Regions from separate parts of the Homo sapiens genome. Here region 2 is linked to region 1. Evidence: chromatin loops called from intact Hi-C (ENCODE). Cell type or tissue: endothelial cell of umbilical vein. All regions are shown on one strand. Links, peaks and the distances in the headings refer to the core of each region. The heading gives the core; the rest is flanking DNA. Region 1 overlaps STXBP4 (syntaxin binding protein 4). Region 2 overlaps STXBP4 (syntaxin binding protein 4).

Region 1 (9,319 bases), core at 588-8,587:
GATGTTAAAGAAAGACTGGCTACTCGCCAAAACATAATATGAGGGTCGTATTTGCACTGGAAAAGGATTCTTGCTAAGCCCTGACCATGCTTTTTTGAGCATCTCTTATGGCACCGACCTGATGGTTTAGAAGTCACGGAAGCTTTATGAAGAGGGAATCTGAGAGAGTGGCCAACTGGTTCAGTCCATTCACACACTGAACCTCCTCAGCAACATTCCCCAAGTAAGGAATTCAGATTGCTGGGATAGTGTTTCCATTTTCTCCTGGGGAATTCTTTTCTTATCAGCTCTAATTACTAGAAAGTTCCTTATGACACTGAACTAGAATCTGCCTTTTTATAAAATGTACCCATAGACAATGAATCTAAGCAGTTCTCCATAGTGGTTTAGAGAACAGCTTCTGGAATCACAGATCTGCCTTGAACCCTAGCTTCTACACATAGGTGCTTTGTGACCCTTAGGCAAAGATTACTAACTCTCTAAAACTAAGTTTTTTCTTTTAGAATTGGGGATAATTACAGTTCCTATTTCATGGAATGGTTTTAAGAAGATCATAAATAAATATATGCAAACTGCTCATCACCATGTATGGCACAAAATGCCCAATAAATAATATCATTACAATTGTTTAGGCCTTTTTCACTAGGTATTTGACAGAAACAGGGCGGCAAGTGGTACAAAACAGCAGTTAATGGATGAGGTGTCTCTTGTCAGTGGGCTGTGTGCCTGAGTACTTTGATTTCAGTGACTCAAGCACCTTCTTTGTTTTGCTCACTAGAAACGAATTAGAAAACTCTTCAAGCAGGGGGAGAGAAATTTCATACCATTAATTTGACAAAAACAAGAAGTTTGTACTTTCACAATTATAGACACTAACTTATAGAATACCTCATTCACCTCTGGGGGGTGCAAGGAAATAGCTCCCTCTGGGGCTTCTCTCAAAACTTGTCTCCCCGAAGCTTCCTAACATTCAAATGGCTGTCAGGCAAAACACAAGTCTTCCCTAGCCATCCTGAAACATTTCTCATGGCTAATGACTACCTATCAGTCTGGAGTTGACTTTATATTATTACTCAAGACATAAATCACAAATCCTAAATGGATTCAGGAATGTATAGTTGAGCACAATGTATATGTATATCTTTACCATATAAATCTGTATTATACACCATATGAAATTCAGTAGACTAGGAGACTTAAGATCTCAGTTTACTCAACTATAAAATGGCTACAATGAATGGTTCTTAGACTATGTTCTAAGGACCTCTAGGTCTGCACAGCAGTGCTGGGAGCTGCTCGACTTGGGCTTTAGGCTTCCATCTTGTTTCGAGTAGAGCAGTAATGTTTTAACAGATACCTCTCTTCTCATCAGCTCCCCTCAAACCATCCCTCTGGGAAGGGCAACCTAAGCAGGACAAACCATGCCTTTCACTTTAGAAAAACACGAGCTGCTGAAAGAAGTCTGCTGAAACAATATCACAAAGAGTGCGCCTACTTGGCGAAGGCTTGGGTGCAGAGAAGGGGGAAGGGTTTATAGGAGAAGAATAGTGGGGTTATAGAGGGGCCATGTTTGACCGAAGAGGTGCCTTCTGAATCTCTGTGGAATGCACAGCTGTGGAGCCAGCTGCATCAACACAATCACAGTGTCCTGCGTGATGGGCTGTGACCTCCCTCCGTGGAGACAGCAGGGTATGGGGGAAGGGGGACTGCTCATGGAATCAGAAGACTTAGGAGTGAGTCTCGGTGCTGGGACAGAGAGCTTCCTCTCTCTGAACTGCTATTTCCCTACTGAAAACCAAGAATAAACATACCCACCAGATCAGCTTCACGGGCATGTTGTATGGTTTAAAGACAATGGGGTCTACAAAGCATTTTGTAAATTAGAAAGCTCCACAAAGATACCAGCTGTATTCATCAGCCCATGAGATGTCTAAATGTGATCCTTAAATTCCAAAAAGCTTGCTAAGTTCACTTTCCTAATATATGAATATAAAACATTAGTGAATTATCAAATAAATGAGGTGTTTCATTATGTTCATATACTTTTTCAATATGTCAATTATAAAAACCATTGTATCTGAGACCCTATGAAGAACTACATATGAAATTACAAAGAAAGATCTAATTATATATGAAAAAGTATATATATTATAAAGTCTAATTATATGTGATTTCAAAAAATATAACTAGATTATTCTTAAGGAACTACTGTAGTGGCAATTGATTTTTTAAATGTATACAGAAATATCAAAAGTTTTACAAAAATACCCAAAGTCCAGAGTCTCCATTTCACACTTCAACAAGTAGTGCATGCTTTACTCCTATTTTAGACTGTTTCATCTCAGAATTGGATGTTATGCGTCTCTGCTCACATCATCCATGTAGCTCCACTTCCTAAGGAAAACCATCAACTTTTCTGGTTGGGGAGTTCTCTAGAGCAATCCTCTTCATTCTCCTCTGAGCGAGATAGATTCAGGACACTCATCACGGGATGGATCCAGGATGTAGTCTGTGTTACATGACTTGAGAAGAACAAGAATGCAATTAGAATCTGAAAGACTGTCCTTCTACTCATCCATGCAAGTACTGATCCTGGTGACATTGCTTCTACCCTAGTAAAGTCCCTGTGATAGGAAGCAGTTAGAACTAGATCCAATAGCTTTAATAAGTCTTAGACACATTTTAAGCTTCAATGAAAACCATTTCTTTCTTTCTTCTTTGGTTAAAAAGGAATGCAGGTGAATGCAGCATCTCTAACTCCTTTCGTTTCAGTATCTGACATTCAGTAAGTCAGCAAGTCCAATGACTGCCTTGCTGTAACATCTCTGGAATCTGTTTCTTGCTCTCCTTTTTCAATGAAATAGTCTGGGTCACTGAAATGGTTTGCCTCCCTGCCTCTGCTCTAGTTCTTTTCTAATTCATTCTCTACTGCAGCCAAAGAACTTTCTAAATGACAAATCATACGCTGTTACTCACTTGCTAAACATTCAATGAAATACTTTGTTTTTTTAGCTGCCTCAACAATACCTGCTTTTTAAAATTTTTATTTATTTATTTATTTATTTATGTATTTGAGACAGAGTCCTGCTCTGTCACCTAGGCTGCAGTGCAGCTGCACAATCTCAGATCACTGTAACCTCTGTCCCCTGGGGTTCAAGGAATTCTCGTGCCTCAGCCTCCCAAGTAGCTAGGGCTAAAGGTGCGCACCACCACATCTGGCTAATTTTTGTATTATTAGTAGAGATAGGGTTTCACCATGTTGGCCAGGCTGGTCTGGAACTCTTGGGCTTAAGTGATCCACCCACCTTGGCCTCCCAAAGTGTTGGGATTACAGGCGTGTGCCACTGCACCCCACCAACAATATCTTCTTCTTTCCCATAATCCTTTCCCATGAGAAGTTAACTCTTATTAATTCTAAAAAACCAAATATCCCTTAAGAATCCTCCAATCTGTGCCCATGGTCTTATCTCTTATTAAATCAAATTATAAATGCTTGTTTATTTTTAGGCCTTCCTATTTCATATAAAGCTCCTTAATGGCAGGAACTATATTTCTTATCTCTGAATTTGTGGGGCCTAACATGATCTCAGAACAAATGACCAGCATCCTGAAAAGTGTTTCAGGGAAATAACACAAGCAGAGATGAGAAAGGAAGTACAAAAGATATTGGGTATGTCTAGGAAATGGTGACACATCACGAAATCATGCTCTTAACCTGGTGGATGGTATTTCTTACACTTAGTGTCCTACTCCCAGCCTTTGGCTGGATGAATCTCCTAAATCCACCACCATCTTCCCAACTCTGGAGTGCACGAATTAGGACAAGGATTTGTTTCTTCTCCTTGGACACTCTTTCTAGCCCTGGTTTACCCCACTGCCTTTATCCACCCTAGATCAGTTTCCCTAGCCTTCGTCCTCCCCAAACTCAACCTCAGAAGCAGCATCATGTCTTAGATCAAGTGCATCTGAAGGCCAGTACTTACAACGATTACTTAAGATTGTGGATCTGAAAGTGCCTCCTACATTATAAAGTAACATTTTCCAAAGTATGTTCCCGAGAGTTTTAAATAAATGTTATGTGAAGAATAGCCTGGCACAGTGGCTCATGCCTGTAATCCCAGTTACTGACTTGGGAGGCTAATATGGGAGGACTGCTTGAACTCAGAAGTTTGAGGCTGCAGTGAGGTATGATCCACTACATTCCAGCCTGGGTGACAGAACAAGACCCTGTCTCAATCAATCATCAATCAATTAATCAATGTTATGTGAAGAATATAATTCTACAGTCAAATAAGTTTGACATAATTGAATAGGTTTCTTTACTATAAGATTTCCCAGAGATTTTAATATGCTAATGTGCTCTATGAGTCTCCAAGACTATGTAATATTACTCAAAGTAACATATCTCCGTTAACAAACACAGGGCCAGTGTTCCATAGAACACAATTTGGGAACTATCACAAAAATGCATTCACTTTATTGGCTACTGATTACAATACTGAAAATGTTAGGTAGTACAAATGGTAAGTTCCACTGTTATTATTAGTTTGGTTTGTTTTCAATCCTATAGTATACATTTTGTTCATGTTCCCCCTACACAAATTGTTCAGCTCCTCTGTTTAAATATTAAAAATGTATCTTTTCATGGAAGAAGATTACTAGCGGTTTTATTATGGCATAAAAAGGGTTCAAGTTCTTTAAGAATCAAGGTGAAAGTGACAAGGCCCAGGCATCTTCACAGCTTCAAAAGCTCAGAGTGTGGTTTAGTGTACAAAGAATCATTATTCTCTTGACGATAATCCACATTACTAATATCTCTTTAAAATGGTTTAATGGAATTTCTTATTATGGAGGCTAAATTTACTAAAGTATTTGATTCGGCACAGGTTAACTTCATTTCAAGGCCTTTATAAAGCTGGAGAGCTGCCTAACTTGAAAGTGGTTTTAAAGAAATACTAATGAGTGTAACATGAGAGGGCTGGAATGCCACTGCAAGGTGAAATGAGGACACATCACCCTGTACAAAGTACATGTCTAAAACTAAAATGGAAAAGCTTGATGAGACAGCTTTGCTTATTTTAAAATATTGGTATATATTTTAATACTTTAATGTTTATCAGCACATATTAGTCCAAAGAAGAAACCATAATTTAAATCATTTAAATTCCTCCCTCTCCTTTGAAGTTCCATAATTGGAGGAGATGGGAAGGAAGAAAAACAGGAGCAATTACCTGAGGGTAAGTTCAGGTAGTATGCTTTGCTATGTGACTTTTTATAAATAGTATTCTCATGCTTGACATATTACAACTGTCCATATATGAACATTCCATTAAATTGCTAATTTAAAATAATCAAAAGGAAAATGTCTAAGAAAAAAACGTAGTTATAGACTCTGAACGGTGAATATCAGAAAGTTCTACCAGATGGTCATCTTTGCCAGTAACCTTCATTAAGCACTTTTTAATCAACAAATCACATCTGATCTTACTCCAAATACAAAAGTAATATAAAATTTGATTAACCTTATAACTTGATTAATCTTATATTCACAATATGATTTTTTGTATATGCCTAAAAACACACACGCACACACCTAAGCATCAAATATGCAATTACAACAGCTACTCACTAGAAGAAATAAAACTAAAGCAACAGAGAGACGTGTTCTGTGCTTCAAGCACACATTTCAGACCTGGGTCTTTGTTTAAAACGTCCAGAACCAATGGGACACAGTGCTTCTGAAACTCAGGTAATGCATGTGAAGTGCCTGGCAGAGAGGAGACATTCAATAAATAATCATAGCTAGTTTTATTGATAATTAGGGATTTCTGATTATTGTAAGAAAAATTTGGAATTCTTCCTATGATGCTGGAAGGGGGCCATTTGTGTGTATACCATTCAATTTTATGTCCTAGTGAGCACTGTGGCTAAAGAGCTTTGACATAATCGGTATGATGAGATAATCCCAGATTTACTGGCTTGGAGAACATTCTAGTATTAAAAACATTTCCTCTGTGATTTGTGTGCTTGGTAATTCAGCTGATAAGAGAATAAATCAGCCCTGTTGATTGTTTAATTAATAAAGACCCCATGGTTCATAAAGGGAGATGTTGCTATAAAAAATTTAGTATAAAAAATTTAGAGGTTTGGAAAATAAATGAAGCTTACTATGGAACATGAAAATTTTCCATTTGAACAAACAGTACCTCTGGCAAATTCTCCTAAAGAGACAGTGCATCTGACCTGATTTGGAGAGCAGTCAACAGCACTTCAGATATATTTGAAAATCTCAAAAGCATAATACTATTTGCCTCTGAATGGTTGCCAAATCTGTTGTTGGAAAACAATAATATTCGATTTGGGAAGATAACAGTATTGTGTGTTTTAAAAAATAATATTAGTAAACTGAAAGACACATTTTAGAGCTTATTAAAAAACCTAAGAGAACATGCTTTATATTATTGGCATAGAAATGTAAGTGAATTATTTAAATCCCATTATAATTACCCTCCTTATGTTTCTTACCTCCTAGCTAAAGGAGCAAAATGTTTTCTTTCAAAATAAAAATTAGGACAACCTGTTAAACAAAAAGGATTTAATGACAAAAAGGGCACTTGTTCTGTAGAAATTCATTCTTATAACCGTCTGTGATGATGAAAGACATTCTTTTGTTAATCTTCCATCATAGATGGCACTATTTATACATCATTGTGAATTTGCATATACTATTTTATCATGTTTAAGATAAAGCTGTGGAATAAAGAGCCAAAAGTAATTAACTTCCAGTGTCATTTTATTGGGGGGGGGGTGATAATTGTATGCATATAGTATTTATATAAAACAGAAAACAAAGACAAATAAGTAACTATATGTTAATATAATTTGTTTCAGGCACCAGTAACTTTGAATCACTGGAAAATTTTACAACTGGGCATAAACTGCAAGTAGTAATGACAATAAAAGATTTATACTTAAAAACTAATCCCAATTGAAAACAAATGAGAAGGTAGGAACACAAGGTGAACCTTGTCAATGAGATTATTAAAAAGTAACCAAACCATGATAAAGCAGCATATAATCTTATATAAACACTGGTTATGAGAATAATTACAGATTAGTAATAGGAAGTATCTATTCTAAAATATGTTTAAGAGAAAATTGCAGGCATTTTGTTCCCACTGGTATATAAGGAGTATCCTCTTACATAATTTTGGAAATATGCCGCTAAAATCAAAATAAATATTTCTCATTAGTGAACTTTGTAAATATCACAGAACACTTTGAGCATTTTGTAATTAGGCATTTGGAAATCCAGTGAGGCTCTGATCAAATATTAGCAGGATCTCATCCAAATCTTTACAGTCTAGAGGACAAATTTTATTTTTATTATATATTTATGGTAATTTCTGTTAAAAATCATTTATCTTTTAAAATCTTAAATTCCAATTAATTAAAAATATTTAGGTCTGAGCTATCAAATCATATTATAAGAATCTAAAGCTATTGTAATATATTACTTATGTATAAAAAAATTGTTGTCACTAGACTTCTAAAAGATAAACACTGAAAAGAAAATTCCTGAGGAACAAGTATGGAAAATATTAATTACATTTTTTCAAATAATATCCACAGGCTGGATTGCTATATAGAGCTAAAACATGTCAGGTACAAAGCCAATATAATTAATTTTTCAAAGAAGGAAACAACTCTGTAGTGACAGAGTACAGCCCTGGGTAACTCTTAAAAATTGATGCTGTTTTTCATCATAATAGGACAAACAAAACAGAAAAAAACAAAGAACATGTCCTACTGACACTGATACCTATACACTGAATTATCAGATACTAATAAACAATTATATAGGATTGTATAGTTGGTATATTTGTACTTTTTCATATACCTGTTGGCAGTGTCCACCAAAAATTTATGTTCTCCATTCCATACCATAGAGTTGCTGCCAGGTGGCAGCTGCCTAGGCAGAGACTACATTTCCCAGCTCTCCTCATATCTTTATGTGAGCATGTGATTAGTTCCTGTCAATAGAAGGTAACAGAATTGATGTTTATCTTTTGTGGGTCAGGGTTTTTAAGAAGCTGGAGTGCCTTCTCTACTCTCACTCATTATCCGCCAACCGAATGTAGAGGACTCTGAGGCCATTAGGGAGGGCAGAGACATGAGATGGGAGGAGCCTGGGTCTCAACATCACTACCTGAAGAAAAGCTACACCCATCAACCAGGAATCCCTGCATTGATTTGTGAGCATGAAGTCACTGAAAGCAGATGATTTGTTATTTCAGATAGCGTCACTCTAGATCACTGTCAAGCAAGACGAGAATATTTCAAGAGGAAGCCATGACTACTACTTTCTCAATAAATATATGAACAACTTCTATAAACTAAAAGCCTATCTTTCTAAAATACAGAAAATAAGTAATAGCTATATATTTTTATGCTACTTTAAATATCAATAATCAAGACTGTCAGAATACAGATTAACGAATACTAAATTTAACTGGAAACAAGTTCATAAGACCACTGTCAACGTTTCCACGTTAAATTCCCCCTGCGAGTAGAAGTGCATAAAATGTAGAAGCTACTTTAATTTTTAGTGTTCTTATTAAAATAGAATTGTATTACAAGCCATACAGGTGTTCACTTAATTTAATCAACAAAAGAAGTTTAATAAACATCTGACTAAACATTCTTCTTAATTAACAAATTTAAAACCTTAAAAAACTAAAATTTAAAACATATTTTTCAACTAATTTATATGATTCTAATGTTATGTTTATCTATCAGAGTTAAAATGACTACACTACAAATTTTAAATATAAGCATATATATTATACTACAGAATGATTTGTAAAAATCACAAAGTTGGAAGGGACTTTGAGAGGCTCCTTATGAGACCATCTCTAATGTCTTGAAGTATTTTGTCAGTATTATTGATTCCGTCATGTATAAATGCTAAAGCCACTTGACAGTGAGTGTTACAAAGAAAAGCCTTCAATTATGGTGAAAATTATGGGATAAAAACATGCCATCAACCTCTACAGTTTTCTCATGAACTTTTAAATACTGATTGTTTCTAATAGTGCCAACTTAGACTTGTGACTAAATGGAATTAACTGTCTTTTAGGACCTTAGTATAAATTAAAGGCAAGAAAGAATTATATTCTTATTTTCTGTATGAGGAACCTGATACTAAGAAAGGTGAAATAACTTATTCCAGGTCATGAAACTAGTGCATGTTAGAGCCGGGATCTAGACCCAAATCTGACTTCTGAGAATTTAACCATTATATTAAACTCCTCGCTGA
Region 2 (9,319 bases), core at 597-8,596, 71 kb after region 1:
TAGTTTTTTTTCTCTTGGGGACGCTGAATAAACTGTGTTATGCTCCTGTGTTTTGACTACCACCCATCACATGAGGTCAGGTGTGAAATTTTCCACTTCTGGGGCCATATCTGCACTCAAAAGTTTTGGATTTTGGGGCATTTCAAATTTGGGATTTCAGATTTGGGATGTTCAATCTGTATAAGAAATGCAGTAATAAAAATACATGTATATACTTATACACATCTTTTTTGCAAAAAAAATAGTAACAGGTGGGATTATTGAGTGAGAATATATGACCATTAAAAACATTTTAACTTTCAAAAAAACCTTCCAAATGGATATTTAAAAAGCTCTTGATATATACTGCAAAACGGATTCCCAAGGATGTCATGCCAATTTATATTCCCCACCTGTAGTGGATGAAATGTTTACTTTCAACTTTAATTAGTGGCAGGCCCAGATGGCTCATAAACTGGAGGGATTTTTTAAAATGCCTAATACATGAGCAATTTAAGAAAATAAAGTATATTCTCTACAGAAGGATTCCCGCTCCTTGCTTCCTTTGCTTAGGCATCATTTAGGGCCTCTTGGGTGTAGAAACCTTAGCTCCAATTGCTGATCTCAATTCTGTGAAATCTCTGAAGCTTAAAATCCTACTTATCATGATAGTTTCATATTGTTTCTGATGCAGGGTGATATTCCTTTCTTGTTTTTTATCTAAACACACACACACACACACACACACACACACACACACACAGACACACACACACACACACAATTTAAAATGTCATTTCTATGTGTAAGAGCAGAATGGGAAGGTTTTAGCATGAGATCCCTCTTCTATCTTGATCCTGAAGTCCACTATGAATCTTGAGAGCTGTATTTCCTGGCTTTATTTGTGGACCTTTTCACAATCATATATTTATATGTATATGTATGCATTTGTTTATAAGAGCTAGAATAGCCTGAATGAGATGTGTGTGTATATATACACATTATATATGTTATACATTTTTATTCATAAAAGCTTGAATTTAGAGAGCTCTCTACTCAGAACTGGTTTTTGACCTTTTAAAGAATGTGTAGACCCTTTGATTGCCCTAAAATTTGACCAAATTGTTGTTGGAATTACCCTCTCAAACCTCTGGGTGAAATGTACCTTTGCATTGTGAGTTTAAGGATGACTCAGCAGTCTGAGTGGGGTGAAAAGTGACTTAGAACAAGAGGTGGCTGCGCAGAGTGATGTGGCTTTTGGTGCTGAAGCTGTCGTGCCAACTCCTCTTACATTTAAAGCTTCCTGTATGCCCCAGTGTCTGTCAGATCTAAAGTGTGTCTCCACTTTCTAAAGGATCAAGCCCCAGTTGTCCTTCTGCTTGACAAATAATCTGTGTGAACCTGAGGATTTCAACAAATGCCACTGACTCACTAAGATAAAAAAGAGTGAAAAGAGATCGTCTGCCCCCTACCCCCAGCCTGTCTTTGACTTTATTCATTACTCCTTCAAATCAGAACATATTAAGAGTGTCCTCCTGCCAGGGTTCCTGCCAGTCAGTTATTCCCACAATCGTTACTGTTGTTTAGCAGTGGGAGTAACAGGTTGGCCCTTCCTGCTTTCCATCCATGTGGTCCTATCTCTCCTATATTAAAAAGATTTTAGGATTCACCTGTAACAGCTAGTGCTTTTGAAGATTTTTGCCCTATTTTGTATTCTAGTTATCATTTCCATGAGGCCTGAAGGAAGGTAGTTAAAGGCCTGTGCTTATGCTGTCAATTTAACAAGAAGTCAATATATTCTCTTTTTATTAAAGACCTCATATGGGTTACCTGGCCAGATTTTTTCTTATTATGCATTTCTAAAGATAGAACTGCCTCTTTATGCTTTTGTTACATAATCATTTTGTCAATCTATATGTCAGTTAAACAGAAATTGCAGTTCTGAACATGTAGTTCAAAACTATTTTATTTCAAATAGAAACTACACAAAGGCATTATAATGATATAGAACATGTAAATATAAGGAGATCAATAGAAGCATCTCCAGGGGTTCCAATACTGATTAAAAATGCCTATTCTGTTTTCAGACTGTTTTCACTGTGAATAATGACAGAACAGACAAAAGTTTCCTCACAGTTAGCAATAAACAACTGAAAGATAAGATGCTGATTAAGACATTTAGCCACAGTTTCCGGTGACAATTACATTCTAACACAACATCAATAATAACATTAAATGATACATATTATGAAAAGCTCTCATCTACCATATTTTCAAATGTATCCAAGTTGAAAGAAGCTTTAGACAATAATAATTTAATACCTACCACAGCGAGAAAGTAAAATTAAATTAATTACTTTAAATAACAATAATGTGGCACCAGCAGTAGTCATGGCAGTGGCAGCAGCAGCAACAACAACAACAACATCCATACAGGGAACATCTTACCCTACCAGAGGCTCTTTTGGGAATTTCATATGTACTACATTTAATCTTTCAATCCTGCCACTTTGATATTATGAGATCCACTTTTTATATGCAAAAACAGACCTAGAAATTAAGCAATTTGGCCAATGAAATTGGATGAACAATTGGGGTGCTCTGTGGAGCATCTCTAAGGAACATCAGAGATTCTGTGGAGCATTGTTTACATGTATTCAAACTGCTGCTTCCTTCCAGGCTGCCTCTATGATTTACACACTTCTCTACTGTTAGAGGTATTCTGGTGAGGCTGGGATGGCCATGTATGCAATGATGTGGAAAGCATTCATGTTCCTTATACATGGGAGAGTCCTAGGTCGGGGTTCATAAATACTCTGAAAATGGATCCAAAATGTGTATAATCTCACATTTCTGGGAAGAAGATTTTCATCAGATTTCAATGGAGTCCACAATCCAGGAAAGCTTTAGAATTGTCTTCTAGGCCTGGCACGGTGGCTCACGCCTGTAATCCCAGCACTTTGGGAGGCTGAGGCAGGTGGATTACCTGAGGTCAGGAGTTTGAGACCAGCCTGACCAACATGGTGAAAACCTGTCTCTACTAAAAATACAAAAATTAGCCAGGTGTGGTGGCAGGCACCTGTAATCCCAGCTACTCAGGAGGCTGAGGCAAGGAGAATTGCTTGAACCTGGGAGGCGGAGTTTGTGGTGAGCCAGGATCACATCATTGTACTCCAGCCCGGGCAACAGAATTGTCTTCTAGATATTCCTTAGAGCCTGGTTTTAAGCTGTAAGAGCCAATAAATCTTATCCTTCAGCTTTCTGAGAAAATCCCATAGTATAACATCCTAGAGAACACTTATATTAAGAAGAAAGTAGAGGCAATTACCCAAGTAAAAATTTCAAATTGTAACTTGAAATAACCAGATAGCCAAGGCAAAGAAAGAAAATGAGGGAGGGGTTGTGGCTGAATTATCTACCTCATGGTAGTAATTTTGTTTTCCATGCAGAAAAAGCTGCTGCTTAAAGAGAAAGAAAATCAGCTGAATTTAATCTGAATTATTAAACTTGAAAAGCTATGTCATACAAATTTATAAAAAGTACTGGCAAAATGTGCCAACATTAGCAATTATATTTCTAAATAAAAGGACAACATAGATTTGCTAGTTTTAAACATCAAAGCATAACCCTTGCAAGAGGTAATACCTCTATAAGGAAAACTATAAAATGCTCATGGGAAAACTACAAAATGCTCATGGAAGAAACTGAAGAGGCTATAAACAAATGGAAGGATATCCCATGCTCACAGATCAGAATAATTATTAATAGTACTGTTAAAATAACAATACTACCCAAAGCAATCTACACATTCAATATAATACCCATCAAAATACCAATGACATTCTTCACGGAAACAGAAAAAAATTCTAAAATTTTAATGGAACCACAAGAGACCCTGAAGAGCCAAAGCAAACCTGAGCAAAAACAACAAAGCTGGAAACATCACACTACCAGACTTCAAAATATACTACAAAGCTGCAGTAACCAAAACAGCATGGGACCGGCCTAAAATCACACAGACCAATGAAACAGAATAGACAACCCAGAAATTAATCCACATATTTACAGCCAACTGATTTTTGACAAAGGTGCCAAAAGCATTGGGAAAGGATAGTCTCTTCAACAAACGGTACTGGAAAAACTGGATATCCATATGCAGATGAATGACCCTATACAAAAATCAACTCAAAATGAAGCAAAGACCTAAATGTAAGATCTGAATATAAAACTACTAGGAGAAAAAAATAGGGGAAACACTTCAAGACAATGGTCTGGGAAAAGATTTTATGAATGAGACCTCAAAAGCACAGGCAACAAAAGCAAAATAAACAAATGAGATTATATCAAACTAAAGACCTTCTGCACAGCAAAGGTAACAATCAAGAGTGAAAAGACAACCTATAGAATTGGAGACAATATTTGCAAACTACTCTTCTGACAGGGAATTAATATTCAGAATACACAAGGAACTCAAACTACTAGCAGAAAACCAACAGCAAAAAACCAATCAATCTGATTTAAAAAGTGAGCAAATGATCTGAACAGACATTTCCCAAAAGAAGACATACAAATGGCCAGCAAATAGATGAAAAATGCTCAACATCACTAATCGTCAGGGAAATGCAAATCAAATCCACAATGAGTTACCATCTCACCCTAGTTAAGATGACTATTATCAAAAACACAGAAAGTAAATGCTGGAGAAGATGCAGAGAAAAGGGAACCCTTGTACACCACTGGTGGGAATGTAAACTAGTAAAGCCACTATGGAGATCAGTATAAAGGTTCCTCAAAAAACAAAAATAGAACTACAATATGAGTCAGCAATCCTACTACTGGGCATTTATCCAAAGAAAAGAAAGTCAGCATATTGAAGAGACATCCTGCCATGTGTATTGCAGCACTATTCACAATAGCCAAGATATGGAATCAACCTTAGTGTGCAACAACAGACGAATGGATAAGGAAAATGTGGTATGTGTGCGTGTCTCCATATACGAATAAAAAAGTTGATCTCACGGAAGTAAAAAGTAGAACAGAGGGTACTAGAGACTGGAAGGACACGGAGAACAGGGGGATAGGGAGAGATTTGTTAAAGGATAAAAAATTACAGCTAGATAGAAGGAATAAGTTCTAGTGTTCTATACTAGTGCAGGATGAGTATAGTTAACAATAATGTACTATATAGTTTGAAATAGCTAGAAGGAGGATATTGAATGTTCCCAACCAAAGGAAATGATCAATGTTTGAGATGATAGATATGCTAGTTACTCTTATCTGACTATTGTATATTATGTGTATCAAAATATCACTATGTACCCCATGCATACATACAATTATTACTTGTCAATTGAAAATAAAATTTAAATAAAATATAAAAAACCTGATTGCATAATTAATTTATAACCAGCCTGGAAATTACTGAGTATCATTGGGGAAAAAAAAGTGCTGATGAAATTTTTTACTTTTCTTCCAAATAAGTTCTGCAGAATTTCGAATATATTCTTTGAATAATCATGTTTGACAGATACTGAAGTTAATGTTAGCAAGATAATGAAAATTAATGATGGCAGTGTTCACTGGGCTATGTCTGTGCAGGTGTTTCCCTCCACTGTTGCCACCCCAACATAAAAATGTCTGATATATAAAATTCTGAACTTACACATAACACATTACGAGTGATTATTTTCATTCCTCCTAAAACCCACAGAATTTCTTCACATAATTAGCTCTTAGGAGTTTTTGATATATAATTTGATTTTTACAAATGTATTAGGTTATACAAATTTTTAAGTATATATTTATTGGGAAAACTGAGTAGACACTATGAGTGGCATAGTTTCCAATCCTCCATAACACAGTTGTGAAATCAGAACTTACCCCAGAGGGTCTTTGAATGTTACCCCATACCAAGCCAAGCCATCTATTACCCAGAACTGTACTGAAAACATCATTTTGATAGTTAATTAACATGGAACTTTACATCTTTCTTTCTCTCTTTCTCATTCTTTTTTCATCTATTCCCCAGCATAGGGAAGATTAAAAGTGGCAAACTAGAGGGATGGTGGAATGTTAGAAGCAAGCAGAAAGACAACTAGCAGGTAGGGTGACATTAGGGAAGAGACAGAAAAACAACCAAAATCTAACACACTAATCTACTAATATGCCATATATTAATGGGTACTTGTAATAATGATTATTGAGCCATCCCAACTAAATTAACTTGTATTTAACTTATACTAATGTATCACTTTTTTTTTATTATACTTTAAGTTTTAGGGTACATGTGCACAATATGCAGGTTAGTTACATATGTATACATGTGCCTTGCTGGTGCGCTGCACCCACTAACTCGTCATCTAGCATTAGGTATATCTCCCACTGCCATCCCTCCCCCCTCCACCCACCCCACAACAGTCCCCAGAGTGTGATGTTCCCCTTCCTGTGTCCATGTGTTCTCATTGTTCAATTCCCACCTATGAGTGAGAATATGCGGTGTTTGGTTTTTTGTTCTTGTGATAGTTTACTGAGAATGATGATTTCCAATTTCATCCATGTCCCTACAAAGGACACGAACTCATCATTTTTATGGCTGCATAGTATTCCATGGTGTGTATGTGCCACATTTTCTTAATCCAGTCTATCATTGTTGGACATTTGGGTTGGTTCCAAGTCTTTGCTATTGTGAATAATGCCGCAATAAACATACATGTGCATGTGTCTTTATAGCAGCATGATTTATAGTCCTTTGGTTATATACTGGTACCAAAACAGAGATATAGATCAATGGAACAGAACAGAGCCCTCAGAAATAACGCCGCATATCTACAACTATCTGATCTTTGACAAACCTGACAAAAACAAGAAATGGGGAAAGGATTCTCTATTTAATAAATGGTGCTGGGAAAACTGGCTAGCCATATGTAGAAAGCTGAAACTGGATCCCTTCCTTACACCTTATACAAAAATCAATTCAAGATGGATTAAAGACTTAAACGTTAGACCTAAAACCATAAAAACCCTAGAAGAAAACCTAGGCATTACCATTCAGGACATAGGCATGGGCAAGGACTTCATGTCTAAAACACCAAAAGCAATGGCAACAAAAGCCAAAATTGACAAATGGGATCTAATTAAACTAAAGAGCTTCTGCACAGCAAAAGAAACTACCATCAGAAAGAACAGGCAACCTACAAAATGGGAGAAAATTTTCGCAACCTACTCATCTGACAAAGGGCTAATATCCAGAATCTACAATGAATTCAAACAAATTTACAAGAAAAAAGCAAACAACCCCATCAAAAAGTGGGCAAAGGACATGAACAGACACTTCTCTAAAGAAGACATTTATGCAGCCAAAAAACACATGAAAAAATGCTCACCATCACTGGCCATCAGAGAAATGCAAAGCAAAACCACAATGAGATACCATCTCACACCAGTTAGAATGGCAATCATTAAAAAGTCAGGAAACAACAGGTGCTGGAGAGGATGTGGAGAAATAGGAACACTTTTACACTGTTGGTGGGACTGTAAACTAGTTCAACCATTGTGGAAGTCAGTGTGGCGATTCCTCAGGGATCTAGAACTAGAAATACCATTTGACCCAGTAATGTATCACATATTATTCTCCAAAGATGGCCACAATAATAACTTCTGACTATATGCTCTTCTATAAAGAGACCTTGTCACTTTCCCATACACGGGTGGAGTCTAAGTCCCATCCCCTCAAATTTGCATTGATGAATAGAATATGGTGAAAGCGAGGCTGTGTGACTTCTGAGGCTGGGTCATAAAAGGTGATACAGCTTTTGTCTTGTTCACTGAAACACCTATGCTGGAGCCTTGAGCCACCACATAAGAAATTCAACTACCTTGAGGTCACCATGCTAGGGAGGCCAAATATAGGTAGGTGTTCCAGTTGATAGCCACAGATGAGCTCCCATCTTAGATGTCCAGCCCAGTAGAGTCATCAGATATTGCATCCCCAACAGACATCTGACTGCAACCACGTGAGAGTGCTCTAACATGAGCTGCCTAGCTGAGCGCAATTAACCAAAAGGACCATGAGAGACAATACTAAATTGTTGGTTTAAGCCATTAACTTTTGGGTTGATTTGTTCTGCAGCAATGGTAAATGGAACAGCTTATTTTTAAAAAAGTGCTATGTACATAGTTCAACCACAATTCAAAACTTATTCCCGAGTATGTTTTTTGTGCTAGGAATGTGATAGGTAGGTGCTTCAAATAAATTATATTATTTAATAATCAAACAACTTTTTTGAGTAATATCTTCATTTAGTGAAAAAGGAGATGTAAAATACTTTTTAAAAGCTCTTTTCTGGCCGGGTGTGGTGGCTCATGGCTTTAATCCCAACACTTTGTGAGGCTGAGGTGGGTGGATTGCTTCAGTCCAGGAGTTCAAGACCAGGCCTGGGCAACATGGAGAGACCCTGTCTCTACTAAAAATAAAAAAATGCCAGGCATGGTGATGTACACCTGTGGTCTCAGCTACCTGAGAGGCTGAGACACCTGAACCTAGGGGTGGGAGTGATGGGGGATCGGGGAGGAGGAGGTTGCAATGAGCTGAGATCGAGCCACTGCACTCCAGCCTGGGTAATAAAGCAAGACCATGTCTTAAAAAAAAAAATGCTTTCTTGCATGCAACTACTTCTTGTGTTATGAATGCAATGTGTCATTGATTCTCTTTAAGGATAATAACTTCATTTTATTTCAAGAATATAATATAGCTATCTTCAGAATATTACATTATCTTTATTTAATTAAAGACTTTTTTTCTCTCTCTTCAGAATCTCCCTGTTATGCAGTTCTTCTCCCCCTGGACCATTATTAGGTGATTCTTGGTTGTTGGTTCATATTTTAAATAAGGATCAACAATAGAGGTTCCCACTAAGAATGGTATTGCACCTAGGGGGCATTTTTGGAAATTTGTGAGGCATTATCTATTGTCACAGTGTTTGGGGATATTTTTGGCATTTAGTGAAAGGGTACTAGGAATGCTAAACATCCTATCATTATTGGATACACTGAACGGTCCTGTGCAACAAAGAATTGTTCTGTGTCCTGTATAATGTTTAAATGTCCTACTAGATATTTATGGTGGTAAAAAATCTGTTTGTAATTACTAAAATCTGGAACAAAATTCCATTTTTAGATAAACTCCAAATATTTTTGCATAGTTTTAATATACATTAAATTTCCCAGGCTTGTACCTACTATATAAATTAATGGAAGATTTTACTTTCTTCTCTTCAGAACTTTACCATTGGTCACCATTTTGGACAATCATTTGGACATTACTGATGACAATCTGCTCATG

What was found. Peaks named below come from ENCODE experiments on the same cell type or tissue, not always from the same donor. Only the 100,000 strongest peaks of a DNase experiment are listed, where the experiment ranks them.
Region 2: it touches region 1 in a loop (6-fold over the local background); 3 of 110 quality-filtered maps call a loop at or near these places.

What each region holds. Positions count from the first base shown.
Region 1 is chr17:55,153,000-55,162,318 of GRCh38, reverse strand. STXBP4 (syntaxin binding protein 4) reads right to left here. Exons shown (of 18, transcript NM_178509.6): 18 at 1-2,522. The coding sequence ends at 2,408. Among named protein-coding and RNA genes, the nearest start is that of HLF, 110 kb to the left of the region's middle. In endothelial cell of umbilical vein, for the core only: no CTCF peak of the experiment used is centred there; no DNase peak of the experiment used is centred there.
Region 2 is chr17:55,082,279-55,091,597 of GRCh38, reverse strand. All of the region lies in intron 16 of STXBP4 (syntaxin binding protein 4), which reads right to left. LOC107985002 (a long non-coding RNA gene) reads right to left here. Exons shown (of 2, transcript XR_001752943.2): 1 at 1-9,319. Among named protein-coding and RNA genes, the nearest start is that of STXBP4, 120 kb to the right of the region's middle. RefSeq lists an enhancer at 1,355-1,454. In endothelial cell of umbilical vein, for the core only: no CTCF peak of the experiment used is centred there; a DNase peak (open chromatin) is centred at 4,817.